Regions from separate parts of the Homo sapiens genome. Here regions 1 and 2 are each linked to region 3. A link is a contact called in ENCODE Hi-C or POLR2A ChIA-PET data. All regions are on one chromosome and are shown on one strand. Each heading gives the region's core, a stretch centred on a gene start or an enhancer-like site at or near the end of the contact. The rest is flanking DNA. Distances are from core to core; before and after follow the strand shown. Region 1 holds the start of LAMC1 (laminin subunit gamma 1). Region 2 holds the start of SWT1 (SWT1 RNA endoribonuclease homolog). Region 3 holds the start of TSEN15 (tRNA splicing endonuclease subunit 15).

The links. Hi-C counts contacts between places; a loop is a spot of excess contacts on that map. ChIA-PET counts read pairs that join two places held with the same protein, here RNA polymerase II (POLR2A). Pooled maps may share reads with other maps.
Region 1: a pooled map shows a loop between it and region 3 (5-fold over the local background). The contact joins the promoter of LAMC1 here to the promoter of TSEN15 in region 3. A Hi-C loop is called at or near these places in 2 of 37 single-sample maps with no recorded cell type and 8 of 50 pooled maps.
Region 2: a map of CD8-positive, alpha-beta T cell shows a loop between it and region 3 (4-fold over the local background). The contact joins the promoter of SWT1 here to the promoter of TSEN15 in region 3. A Hi-C loop is called at or near these places in 4 of 168 maps with a recorded cell type or tissue (CD8-positive, alpha-beta T cell, OCI-LY7 and naive thymus-derived CD4-positive, alpha-beta T cell), 8 of 37 single-sample maps with no recorded cell type and 20 of 50 pooled maps. POLR2A ChIA-PET finds 5 or more read pairs at or near these places in 1 of 52 experiments (H1).

Annotation. Positions count from the first base shown.
Region 1 is chr1:183,021,691-183,025,585 of GRCh38, reverse strand. LAMC1 (laminin subunit gamma 1) reads right to left here and starts at 2,166. Exons shown (of 28, transcript NM_002293.4): 1 at 1,452-2,166. The coding sequence starts at 1,869. RefSeq lists enhancers at 1,250-1,803, 2,359-2,913, 2,914-3,469 and silencers at 1,758-1,897, 1,918-1,987, 2,038-2,427, 2,458-2,847.
Region 2 is chr1:185,155,833-185,160,023 of GRCh38, reverse strand. SWT1 (SWT1 RNA endoribonuclease homolog) reads right to left here and starts at 2,857. Exons shown (of 19, transcript NM_017673.7): 1 at 2,710-2,857. It overlaps TRMT1L (tRNA methyltransferase 1L), which reads left to right and starts at 3,071. Exons shown (of 15, transcript NM_030934.5): 1 at 3,071-3,546. The coding sequence starts at 3,312. RefSeq lists silencers at 2,465-2,584, 3,325-3,574 and enhancers at 3,125-3,234, 3,078-3,983.
Region 3 is chr1:184,049,414-184,053,508 of GRCh38, reverse strand. It overlaps TSEN15 (tRNA splicing endonuclease subunit 15), which reads right to left and starts at 1,779. Exons shown (of 5, transcript NM_052965.4): 1 at 1,619-1,779. The coding sequence starts at 1,753. RefSeq lists enhancers at 1,700-1,994, 1,873-2,002, 2,063-2,172, 1,925-2,860.

The DNA.
Region 1 (3,895 bases), core at 917-3,416, 1.0 Mb after region 3:
CACAGATCTTAGGAAATCCTCGGTCACTAGCTATGTCTTCAGAAAGGCACCTTTAAAAAACTGAACTCAGTGCACTTTACTTCTTCAATCCCTGAAAAACAGATACCTCATAGTATCATTTTATGAAATTATTTTCAAAATGTTTCATTTGTTTAATGACTCAACTGCAAATAAGATGTTAAATAATTCTGCTTTTCTAACACTTATTCCACACACAATAATTTAATCCCACTTTTCAAAGTACTTTTTGTTAAGTCCAATTCTTTCTCTGGAATCCTGATACTTACATAAAGTTTAGTGTACCGGAGAGCAGCAAAATCATGATCAAAAGAACCATTTGCCTACAACATGTTCCTTTCCAACACCCCTAAGTGATATTAGCCTTACAAAATTACCCTCCCTTGACAGAAGAATGGCTTGAGGCAGTCTGTTCTCTCTGGAAGTTCATTAGTACCAGCTACTGGTAATAATCAAGCCTTCCAAGGCAATGGGGAGTGAAGTGTTAAGTCAAACGTGTTTCTCACACATAGATTCCTCTGTTAAACACAATAATGAAACTTTCTGCCTATTTACGTATCTCAATGATGAAGAAAACCTTAGCTAGACCGAACATTATTTTTGGTGCTTCCAGATACATATGTCCATCCTCAATCCACTGCCCTGCCATGAAGTTTTCTACACATCCCTTTCCTGATTTCTGAAACATCACTTACACGTGTTTCTACAGTTGCTTTGAATGAAAGCAAAAGGGAAGACAGTAAAGGAGAGCCTTTTTACCCAGGGACAAGGCTATGCCCAGCAATTACAGTGAGTGCACTTCCTTTTGTTCATTCTGCACCAGGATTAGCAGTCAAATCGCTTTGTGGTTCTTAATTAAGGCTGAGCAGCTATAAAGAACAATAACTTCAAAAGTGAATTTATGTTTTAATTACACATAGGCAATATAGGCAGCGAAGGCATTTGCTCCCCTCAAATTCCCCCTTAACTCAACAGAGCAATCACCCTCAGCCCTGGAAGGACATCTAAACATTTTAAAGGCGAAAGTGTTTAAGGCGGACCTTCTTGTTTCCGATCCAAGAATGCGCTGTGATGACCTTGCTAGCAAAGAGAAAAGTGGGGATGGGAGTTTCTGATTAACGCTTCAGAAAAAAAAGGGGGAAATCACAATCCTAACAGCCGAAATGCAGAATAATCAGAGAGCCAGAATCCCGTTAAGTCAGAAAGAACAGGAAAGCAGAGAGACTCGTGCGGAACATCCTGGCCCTCACGGGATGTTAAAAGCAGTATCTATTTAAGAAGTTGGAGAAAGGAGTTTCTGTGTGGCCCATGCCGGGGAACAGAGAGCAAACACGCGGCCGTCTGCGCCCGTGAGGCCGGCCACTGGGACGGAGCCGGTCCGGGAGCTGGGCTGCTGGCGAGCAGTAGCAGGGGACGGGGCTGTCACCGCTTACCCAGGTGCAGCGTGAGGTTGATGGAGCTGGGGTACTGCACCCCGGCCAGCATGGTCTGGCTTTGCCACCAGGTGGTGTCGGCCTGGTTGTTGTAGTCGGTCAGGAAGGCTGCCCCGTGCTGCAGGTGGGGCTGCCCGGCGTCGCACAGGTGACAGGACTTGGTGACCCCGGTCACCCCGGTCTGCACACAGTATTCCTCGGGCGGAGTCCCACACGTGTTGGTGGCCACCACAGTCACGTTGAAGGCGGCGTTGACGAACTCGGGCATGCAGCGCTGCGGCCGCCCGCCCTCGTCCGTGCACTCGTCCATGGCTGCCTGGGCACAGCCCGCCGCGGCGGCCGCCGCCAGCACGGCCAGCACGGGCCAGAGCCGCCCCCGGGGCCGCAGGGCCGGCGCGGCCCGATGGCTCCCTCTCATCCCGCCGCCCGCACGCTGGGTCACGGCGAAGGCAAGGGCACCGGCGCGTTCCTCTCGCCTAGCGGCGTCCCCCGGAGGCCGCTTCGCTGCTTGAGCCTGGGGGCCCAGGGGCCTGACTCCGGCGCGGGCGGTGGCGGCGGCTCGCGCCGGAGAGACTGACGGGTGGGCGCCCCTAGCGAGGACCGCGCTGCTCGCCGACCACTGCCCCCGCGCGCCGCCTCCGCGCTTCCCTCACCTACCCCGGGAGCAGCCTGCACTCCGCGCCGACCCCCGACTTCCGAGCGCGTGCCCGAGTGCGCGCCCCCGGGGAGGAAGGAGCAGGGGGTGGGGTCGGCAGGGTGGGGTGGGGTCTGGGCGAGGAGAAAGCCCAACCCTGTCTCCTCTCAGCAACTCCCGCGGCCCCTGGGGCAACTCCCCGGCCCACCGCGCCCCATGGACTGCGCGTCCGCCCCGGCGACTCCAGGAGGCGGCGGGGGCGGGAGCAGCGGCGTCTCGCGCTCGGGCCCGCGGCGCGCGACCCGGGGGGAGGGGCGCGCGAGGTGGGCGGGGAGCCGGGGGAGGGGGTTGGGGGAGGGGAGGGGAGAGGAGGGGAGAGGAGGGGAGGGGAGAGGAGAGGAGGGGAGGGGAGGGCGGCTGGGTGGTGCATGCCGGGAGGGAAGGGCGGCCTCGCAGACCCGCTCCCCGCGCGGGAGTCGCTGGGGTCCTTGGGCTCCGCGGCCTGGGAGACTCCGGATTGCGGGAGGAGTCGGGGGAGGGCGCCTTAGAGGGGCGATGCCGGGTCAGGAGGTCGCTCGGGGTCGTCCCTGGGGCCTCGCGCCAATTTGGGCTGCGGCAAGAGGGTCCCCGCCCGGCCAGGTGTGGGTCCGAACCGGGAGCGCCCGCTGCTGCCCGGGGCCCCGCTCCAGCCCCTCCCGAACAGAGGTCCCGGGGCGTTCATGGGGCCGACACGGTCCCTGGAGAATCAGAAGGGCCTGGTCGCAGCAGCCAGATGAGTTTCGTGAAGCGATTTCCTGCCGCTGATTTAAAGTGTAACCAGTCGTTTTACCGGGGCAAGGAAGGAAGTGAAAAGGCTGGGAATGGAATGAATTTTTCCCTTGGGTACGCACGACCCACTGCGAAATTCTTCCACTGTGTTGTTTGTGTTCCTCGGCTTGCCTTTAAAAGACTCGAAATTATGTGGATTCTGACATCCTCCTTTTCGGGCCTGCTGAGTCACGGAATATTCTCAGTGCCAGAATGACTCAGTTCACAGAACCTGAGCCAGAAGATCATGAGTTTTAGTCCCGGAGCAGAACCTGGGCGCTTACCCAGTGCTGGATACGGCAAGCAGAGACCAGGGCAGGGAGGCAGCAGCTTGAAACCCTTGGCGTCCCCAAGCAGAGAGGATGCACATAGTGAATGACACGGATTTGTTTTGTTCTAGCTTTTCAGGAATTTAATGATAAAGTGCGGATAATAAGTACACCGCAAAAACAAAACAAAAAAACACATGCATAATTTCGGACCCAGTTGTCCCATTAAGATAGGCGTAATGGGAATCTGAAACAAGGAAATAAGTATATGTTAGGTGACTCTGGATAGTTAGGGTTAGTTAGACGCAGACTGCTGATTAGGAAAACCTTAAGGATAATGTTCTGGTAGGATGAAGAAGGGAGGGGAATCTAGGGTCTTGTTACACGGCTGAGCTTACTTAGCAAGTTATGTTCATCACTGTTCCGTTTATTTGATGAGATGGGTGGAGATTATGCATGGCTAAAGGTGCCTCATTCTTGGCACCTTCTCTTTGGGAGAATTAAGTTGTGGGGACTAATAATTTTTTAATCCTTTCATACATGAGTTGAAGCGAAATAAATACGTTCATTTACACCTAGAGGGGATTATATGCTCTCTCAGTCCTTCGTTGTACTTGAGGACAAACGTGGGCATATAGGACAAAAATAAGGATGTTAGTTGTGAATAAAGCTACAGATTTGTAATAAACTTGTTTATATTTTAATAAACATATTAGTGAATTTGCATTATTATA
Region 2 (4,191 bases), core at 1,608-4,107, 1.1 Mb before region 3:
TGTGGCTGGGCACCACGGCTCACTGTAATCCCAATACTTTGGGAGGCCGAGACAGGCGGATCACCTGAGGTCAGGAGTTCAAGACCAGCATGGCCAACATCATGAAACCTCATCTCTACTAAAAATACAAAATTAACCAGGTGTGGTGGTGCATGCCTGTAATCCCAGCTACTCAGGAGGCTGAGGGAGGTGAATCGCTTGAACCTGGGAGGCAGAGGTTGTAGTGAGTAAGATTGTGCCACTGCACTCCAGCCTGGGTGACAAGTGCGAAACTCCATCTCAAAAATTTAAAAAAATATAAAAAAATATTAAAATACATATATATATGTACATATACATCTTGCATAGGTTGGTACACAGTAATGTCTACATACATACTTGCTTGTATGGTTGTCTTTCTACTAGACACTGAGCTCCTTGAGTGTGCCGTATTAAAAACTTAGGTGCTCATAAATGCCTACTGAGTGAATAAATGAGTGAATTCTTCTTCCTTGGAATATTAACTCTTTCATTCTGAACCACTTCCAATTCACTCACTGTAGTTCCTCTGTCCACCTCCCATCCCCGTCTCACTTTTCCAGCCCTGCTGTGGACCAAGTCAATACTGTTAGTGGATGACAGTATTGTGGACTATCCCAGAAAAACACTTATGTTTATGTTTATTCGGACAAATGTTGTATATTCATACTAGTGTGAAATTCCTATTGATTTTATGCAAATCAAAACATAAATGAGGGGAGACTTCATGTGCTGGCCAGTCTTCAAGATGGCTCCTGATGATTCCTGATGCTTGGTAATCATGCACTTAATGTAATCTGCTACCACAATGAATAAGGCTGACCTGTGTAATCAATAAGATATTACTGCTACATAGTGGTATGTGGCTAAATCATATAAGATATCATGACGTCTGCCTTGTTCTGTCTTGGACTGCTCACTCTAGGGAAAGTCAGAGTGTCATGAGGACACTCAAACAGCCCATGGAAAGGCTCGCAAGGGAAGAACTACTGGCATCTTGCCAACAACCAGAACCAACTAACAGCCAGGCATGTGAGTGTGTTACCTTTGAAGCTGATGATCCTGCACCCCTAATCAAGTGACATGACAGCAGCCCTGGCACATATCTTCACTGCAACCTCAGGAGACCCAAAGCCAGATCAACCCAGAAAGTCATTTCTGAGTTCCTGACCCACAGAAACTGTGGAGTAATAAATGTTTACTGTTGTTTTAAGCTACTATGTTTTGGTATAACTTATGCAGTAGCAATAGATGAATAACATTATTTAATTCTTCAAACATTGACGATTCCTTCTTCAGGATGTCTTACAAGCACAGACCATGCTTAGAAATTCTTACAAAAATTCCCACAGAATCCAGACACTAAAATCTGACCCTTTTAATCTGGTTTCCAGCTGGTGTTAAATGACATTAACATACTGAATCTAGCTTTCAGTTAACCATCTAGTCATTTAGAAATAAAAAATCATCATGAACGACAGTAAAAAAAAAAAAAAGAAATGAGAACAAGAATTATTGGATGATGCACAGATATAGTTAGCATTTCTGTAAGTTATAGTCAGTGTTATCCCATTTTTAATTGACTGTTGAGCCATGAGTCAACTACACATTCAGGAATACTAGATAAAAGCTGTACGGGACGATCAGTAAAAGGGATTTAGGACTATAACTCACAGAAGCTCCACAGGGATAATCTGTTCCCATTAAACTGGGGAGAGGTTAAACACACACACACACCCCTCCAGATATATACTTCTTAACTATAGGGGGAGGAGTTAATTTCCAGTTAGTGCTTCAAAGTGCCAAATAATCATGCTATCTCTTCCCCGGGGTTCTGAAACAAGTAGGAAACAAATAGACCAAGAAGATTGGCGTTTATCAACTTAATTAACTAAGAAAAGCTAACTGGAAGCGCGCGTCTTGTTCTTGAGACTAAATTGGGCTTCCCTCTCCTGCCCTGATGCCTAGAAGGTTCGGACCAAGCCCAAGCAGGGCAGCCAGAAAGTTCACGTTTTTCTCCTTTCTGTCCCAGTGGATTTATCGCGGGGGGACAGAAGAAAGAAACAAGAAAGGCTCGAATGTCAAGTAGGCACTAAGAGTGAAGGGGAGAGAAGTACGGGGGACAGGGGACTCGCTAGCATATGTTTTGGGGATCTGAAACGCATCAAAATTAAATGCCCCGAAGCTCTACCCACTCAGAGCTCTGGTTATTAAAAGCCTGAAAACAAAGCAAAATAGAGCAAAACAACTAATTTCTATCCACTGGCCACACCGCAGAACTGCTGATACTGGCAACATGAAGACTAAAGCAAAAATAAAAACAAAGGAAAAGAGTGTTCGGGTCACGGTGTAGGTGAGGGTGCGAAATGAAGAACAGACCCTAATTCCAAGTCAGCTGGATGGACAGGCAAGCTCGTCAGCTGCTAGTAAACCGCCGCGGGCCCGCGGGCTCCGCACGAACCGACCAGACCCCAACACCGGGCAAGGGGCAGCCCCGGAGGCAAGCCGGGCCAGAACCACACCCTCCACGGAGCTGGCTCGTCCCCGGACCCGCCCACAGAGTCGCCCCGCCCAGGTCCGTGTGACTCCTGAGTCCCCAGTCCGGCCGGCCGCCCGCCCGCCAGTATACTTGGGGCGGGGGACGAGGGGGAACCTGCCCAGCAAAACGTCAACGCACCCCGCAGTTCCTACCTTACCAGCGCCGGCGGCAGTGGCAACTCCGGAGCCCCAAGCCAAAGGAGAGGGACCCCCGCCTCCCAACACACACACACACCCCGCCCCACCAACTGTATGCCTGCTGGGAAACGTAGTTCTGCGCCCGCATCCGCACTACCTACTCACCGCCCCACAGCGCTCGCTTAGATTTGCATTTACTTCCTCCGAGGCTTGAACTCCGGCCCCGCCCCCAGACTGCGCAGTGTATCCTGGGTGCTGTAGTCTTTGTTCGGTTTGGTGGTTGGCCGGTGGGCCGGAGACGCACCGTAGAAACCGAACCCTCTTACCCAATTGGACGCCGTCCCCAGTACGCTTCTGCGCAGTTTGTGGTGGCGTCGTAACGCCTCGGGGAAAGGGAAGCGGACGGGCATCTGGAATCGCTGCCTCTGGCTTTCTGTTTTCTACTAACAGGATTTGGTCACTGGTTCTTCATCTTTTGTCTGTTGCACGCATCCCGCCCTCCCCACTTGCTTCCCCACTCCTTGGATCCAGCCCTGTGGGCATTCACGTCAGTTCTCTGACCCCGCCGTGAGCCCCGCTCCGGGTCCCCGGGCGGGCTTGGCACGGAGGCGGTAACTATGGAGAATATGGCGGAGGAGGAGCTGCTGCCCCTGGAGAAGGAGGAGGTGGAGGTGGCCCAGGTCCAGGTCCCGACCCCGGCCCGGGACTCGGCTGGGGTCCCAGCTCCGGCCCCGGATTCGGCTCTGGACTCGGCTCCGACTCCGGCCTCGGCTCCAGCCCCAGCCCCTGCCCTGGCCCAGGCTCCGGCCCTGTCCCCGTCCCTAGCCTCTGCCCCTGAGGAGGCTAAAAGCAGTAAGTGCAGAAGGCCCAGATCTTTCTGCTGCAGAAGAGAGAAAGTGCGCCTTGCTGGGAAGTAGGGGAGGCCCTTCACCGGGATGGTTTTTATGGGGCAAGGCAGGTTTAGGAAAATGGTGGGGAGGAAAGAGGGGCCCGTGTAGCGGCTAAAGCAGGGTTACAGAATGGGAGACGGCATCTTCATAAGCCTCGAGGATGTCACGGTGAGGGATATGCGGAGAGCAGGAATGCTGCAGATAGAAGGAAATAATGAGGTTAAGGGCTTTTTCTTAAAAGGGAGTCTTTTTAAGGTACAAAAATAGGAAGTTACACATAATTTGGTAGTTTCCCGCAGTCCAGTCTGCCATGGTTAACTAAGTTCTTTCAAATGTGACATAGTAACCGAGGCAACCTGTTTACGGTAGTAGATCCTAGCTGCCAACATTTCTAAACCATTACTGTCAACTAGCTTTTCTGCTTCGACAGCCACAAGGAGATGAGTTTTTCTCATTTCAGTTTTCTTTTCCCCCGCTAGCAGCTTGCCTCCGAAAAGATTTTGAGGCTGAGTAGTAGTTTAGGAAAGAGTCGACTAAATTTACGGATGTTTTCCCCCATACATAAATACCAATTGAGTTTTGTACTCCATTCCATCAGAAATAGACT
Region 3 (4,095 bases), core at 530-3,029:
GGACAGGGGTTAATTAGTTGTCGACTTCAAACATGTTTTGAAAATAACACCCAAAACATAATTTTGAGCCAGGTTACAAGGCTTTGGTGGTCAAGCTAAACATGTGATTTTATCAGTATGGAAACACTGAGGATTTCTAAGCAGGAGAATAATAAAATAAAAGTGTGTTTGGGGATAATAAATCTGGTACCATTTTACTGGATGAAACTACATAATTTTTAAATTAACAGAAAGGTGAAATTGGAAAAACAAATACCCCCTATTATTTTATTACTTGTTCTTTTTCTTTTAAAAATTAATTTGATCCTTCAAGAAGAGAAATCAAAAGGGGAGATTTGATGGTCAAGGTGTATACAGCCATTAACTTGAAAAAGAAAACAATCTACAAGTATATAAACTGAATAACACCACCAAATCTAGATAAAGTCTTAAAAAGTTGTTACTGGTGTTTCGCTTATTAAGTACTTATATAGTGCTTTCTGTATGTTGAATGGCTTACAAATATTCATTAATTTAATCCTGTAACAACCGTATAAGTAAGTATGGACTATTAATATCCCCATTTTTCAGGTGAGGAAACTAAGGCATAATAAGATCAAGCAACTTGTCCCAAATCACAAGGTTGATAAGTGACAGAATCAGGATTTAAACTGAGTCTGATTTTGAGTTCATGCGCCTAACCAATATGCTGCCTCTCCATGCTATTGTTTCCCTAAAAGGGCACTAAATAATATTTCCATGCTATTGTTTCTTTTTCTCACCTTTTGGGAGGATGAAGGGGACAGAGTAGGAAGATAAAATTAAGCAAGAGAAGCTGAAAAAGGTTAACTCTTCAAACTTATACCTTCAAATTTTTTCTTGGCTGTTTTTAGATGATTATGAATTATTGCTCTCTAGCAGAAGAGTGCAATTCTGTTAAAGTACCGTAGAGACTAGTTTTTGAGATTCTTACAAAACCCACATCTCCATTCACTGTCTATTCACTGCTTGGAACCGTACTTGTACAAGGCAGTAATGTCTCAAGCAGAAGTAAGCAGAGGACTATCTTGATCTCGCCTGCTGCTAATCTAGAAAAATACACGCAAAATGTGAGTAGCTCTGCTTTGAGCAAGAACCTATTCAAACTTTCGAAGAAATCTGAAATATTAGGAATCTGCACCTTTTCAAAATAAAGATGCATTCTGGGCCCAAGGCTAAGTGTAAACGTGACTGTGCTTAAATCTTTATCACTATGGACCCCTAGATCTTATCCATCGCCCACAAATTGTCTTGCATGGTTACCGTGAGGATTAAATAAATTTATCCCCCAAAGGGGATTTACCTAGACAGCAAAACTAGTGGAGCGCTTATTAGGGATCTCCGGCTTGAGAGGGGCGGAGTTACTGTCTGGCTCTCAGTTCCAAAATGGCTTTGGCTGGGGGATTGAGATAGTGCAACTTGTTTAAACAAACAAAACCGATGCTGCCTGAGGCTGGCAGTTGTGCACACCGGTCCCCCTCGGTGAGGGTGGCGCGCGTCCTCAGTCTCCCACTGAGGAAGAAAGAAAGAGAGCTGCCTGGGAGTGTTCTGCCTGGGTTAGGGGCCTGGACGGCGCCCTGCTCCTCTCGCGCCTCCTGACCTTAGGGTGAGTGCCCATCCAGGCGTCCTCAGGGGCCCACGAAGGAGCTCCACCGCCGTCGCCAAAGCCGCGAACACCGCCCGGACCCAGGCCGCTGCAGCCGGGGGTCGGCTCGGAATCGCCGCGCTCCTCCATGCCGGCCGGTGCGGCGCTCCCGTGGTGCACCACGACCCGCGCCCGGCCAGAAGCAGCGGCGCGCGCGCCTGTGGGTTCCGCTTCCCCGAGGCTCGCAGCTGCAGTGCGAGAGGGCTCAGAAACTGGGAGGAAAGTTGCATCAGCCCCTCCTTCTGACCAAGGTAGCTAGAACCTGCGCGAACGCTCTCTAGTTTCGCTCTGCGTTTATTCAAATCTGAGCAAATTCTAACGTGAAAAATATTAAAGAGTAGCCTGCGCCCTGAAGCTCTTAATCCTCTTTAAGTCAGTGCTGCCGATAACTCTCTGAGAAAGTTGGGGGATACATACGTCCTCTTTGCCTTCAGCAGTGGGGTCCTGGTTTCTGATTGCTGGGGACGGGAAAGGCCTTACTCAGTGCCCTGACATAGAACTTTAAAGTAGAACCATACTTTCAGGGTGGACCCACGTTTCAGGATTAGAGGAAACACGAGTTGCTGAACGAGTGTTCAGAAAGGTAGGATACAAACTAGCATAAGCATGTGATCTGGAAGCCAAGGATGAGGAGTTTCAAACAGGCAGAGTAGCACATTTTAAGTATTTTTTAATTTACTGTGAGTGAAATGGGAAGCTATTGGAGGCTCCTGGACGTTTTCATAGGATCACTCTGACTGATATGTTGAGGATAGACTGGAGGGAGCAAGGACACAAACAGAGACTGGTTAGGAGGCTATCGCATTGACCAGGACAAGGGTGACTCAAAATCCAAAGTCCCAGGCAGGACATAACTTCTGTTTTCAACCATGATAGACTAAGACCCTAGTGGACCATCCCCCAGCAGAAAACAATTTGGACACAATGCAAAAAGCTGAATATACTGGAATGTGAATAGTGGACTGGTAGGAAGGGCAAGCTTGCTTGAAGATCAGGAACTACACTTGGACACAATACAAAAAGCTGAATATACTGGAATGTGAACAGCAGACTGGTAGGAAGGGCAAGCTTGCTTGAAGATCAAGAACTCCACAAGAAAATTCTCCTCTCTTTGGCATTTAGCTTGGGGCAAAGTGCAGTCCAGAAGTCAGGCTCAGCAGTACCAGGGATGCATGTATAAAACTTATCAGTTATTCTTGTCTGGGGAAGCAGAAAAGTGAAGACAGAAAATTTTGAATTCTGAAGAGATTAAGAAATCCCAAGGAAGGAGTCAGAGAGTGGATCCCCAAACTGTCAACCCACATCTCTGAGAGATCCTGAACCACCCAAAACAGAATCACAGCAGCTCAGTTAAAAACAAAAGATCTGAACTGAGACCAGAGCTGTCTCCAAAAGGGAGAGAGTTTTCAGTTAAAATCTAGCCGGGAAAATTACCTACTAATACAAAGGAAATAACACTCATCAGAGAAGAATAATAGAATCCAGACTCTCCACTTAACACTCACAAAGTCCAGAGTACTATCCAAAACTATCTGACATATGAAATTCAAGGAAATGGATCGCATACTCTAGAGATCAACCCTGAGATGAATCAGATATTGAAACTGACAGATAAGGATTTTAAAGTGACTATTATAACTATCCTCAATGAAGTAAAACATGTTTTCAATGAATGAAAATCTCAGGAGACAAATAGAAAATCTCAGCAAAGAAAAAGAAAAAAAAAGATTTTTAAAACCAAATGGAAATTCTGAAAATTGAAAATTATAATTTTAGAAATAAAAAATTCACTGGGTGAATTTAACAGCCAAAAAAAATTACAAAAGAAAAAGTAGGGAACTTGAAGATAGAGCAATAGAAATTATTAAAAGTAAACAACAAAGAGAAAAATTATCTTTAAAAAGTGAGTAGACCAACAGAGATTTGCTACATGTCAGACAATCCAACATGCATGTAAACAACAGAAGTAGAAAAAAAAAGGGACAGAAAAAATTTTTGAAGAAAGAGTGGTGGCCAGAATTTCCCCAAATTTGATGAAAAACACATTTACTAGTACAAAATGCTAAATACATAGCAACTAAAATAAACACAAAGAAGTCTACATTGTAATAAAACTATTGAAAGTCAAAAAAATAAAGAGAAAAGCTTGAATGCATCAAAAGAAATAACACATCATACACAGGGAAAAGAAGGGCATCTATTATTGAATGAAATGTAAAGCCACACATGAAGATTCATATGTTGCCCTCAAATACATTACATTTGAATGAACCTTTGCCACCACAAAGCAGCTGCTAAGCCCGAAAGAAGAAAATGGCACTGAAATTAATTGGGTCATTGAAGCATGAAACACTGACACGAATTCAAGTGATTGGAAGTGAATAAATCTCTCTGACTCCTAAAGATCCAAATCAGTTCATATGATGGCATTT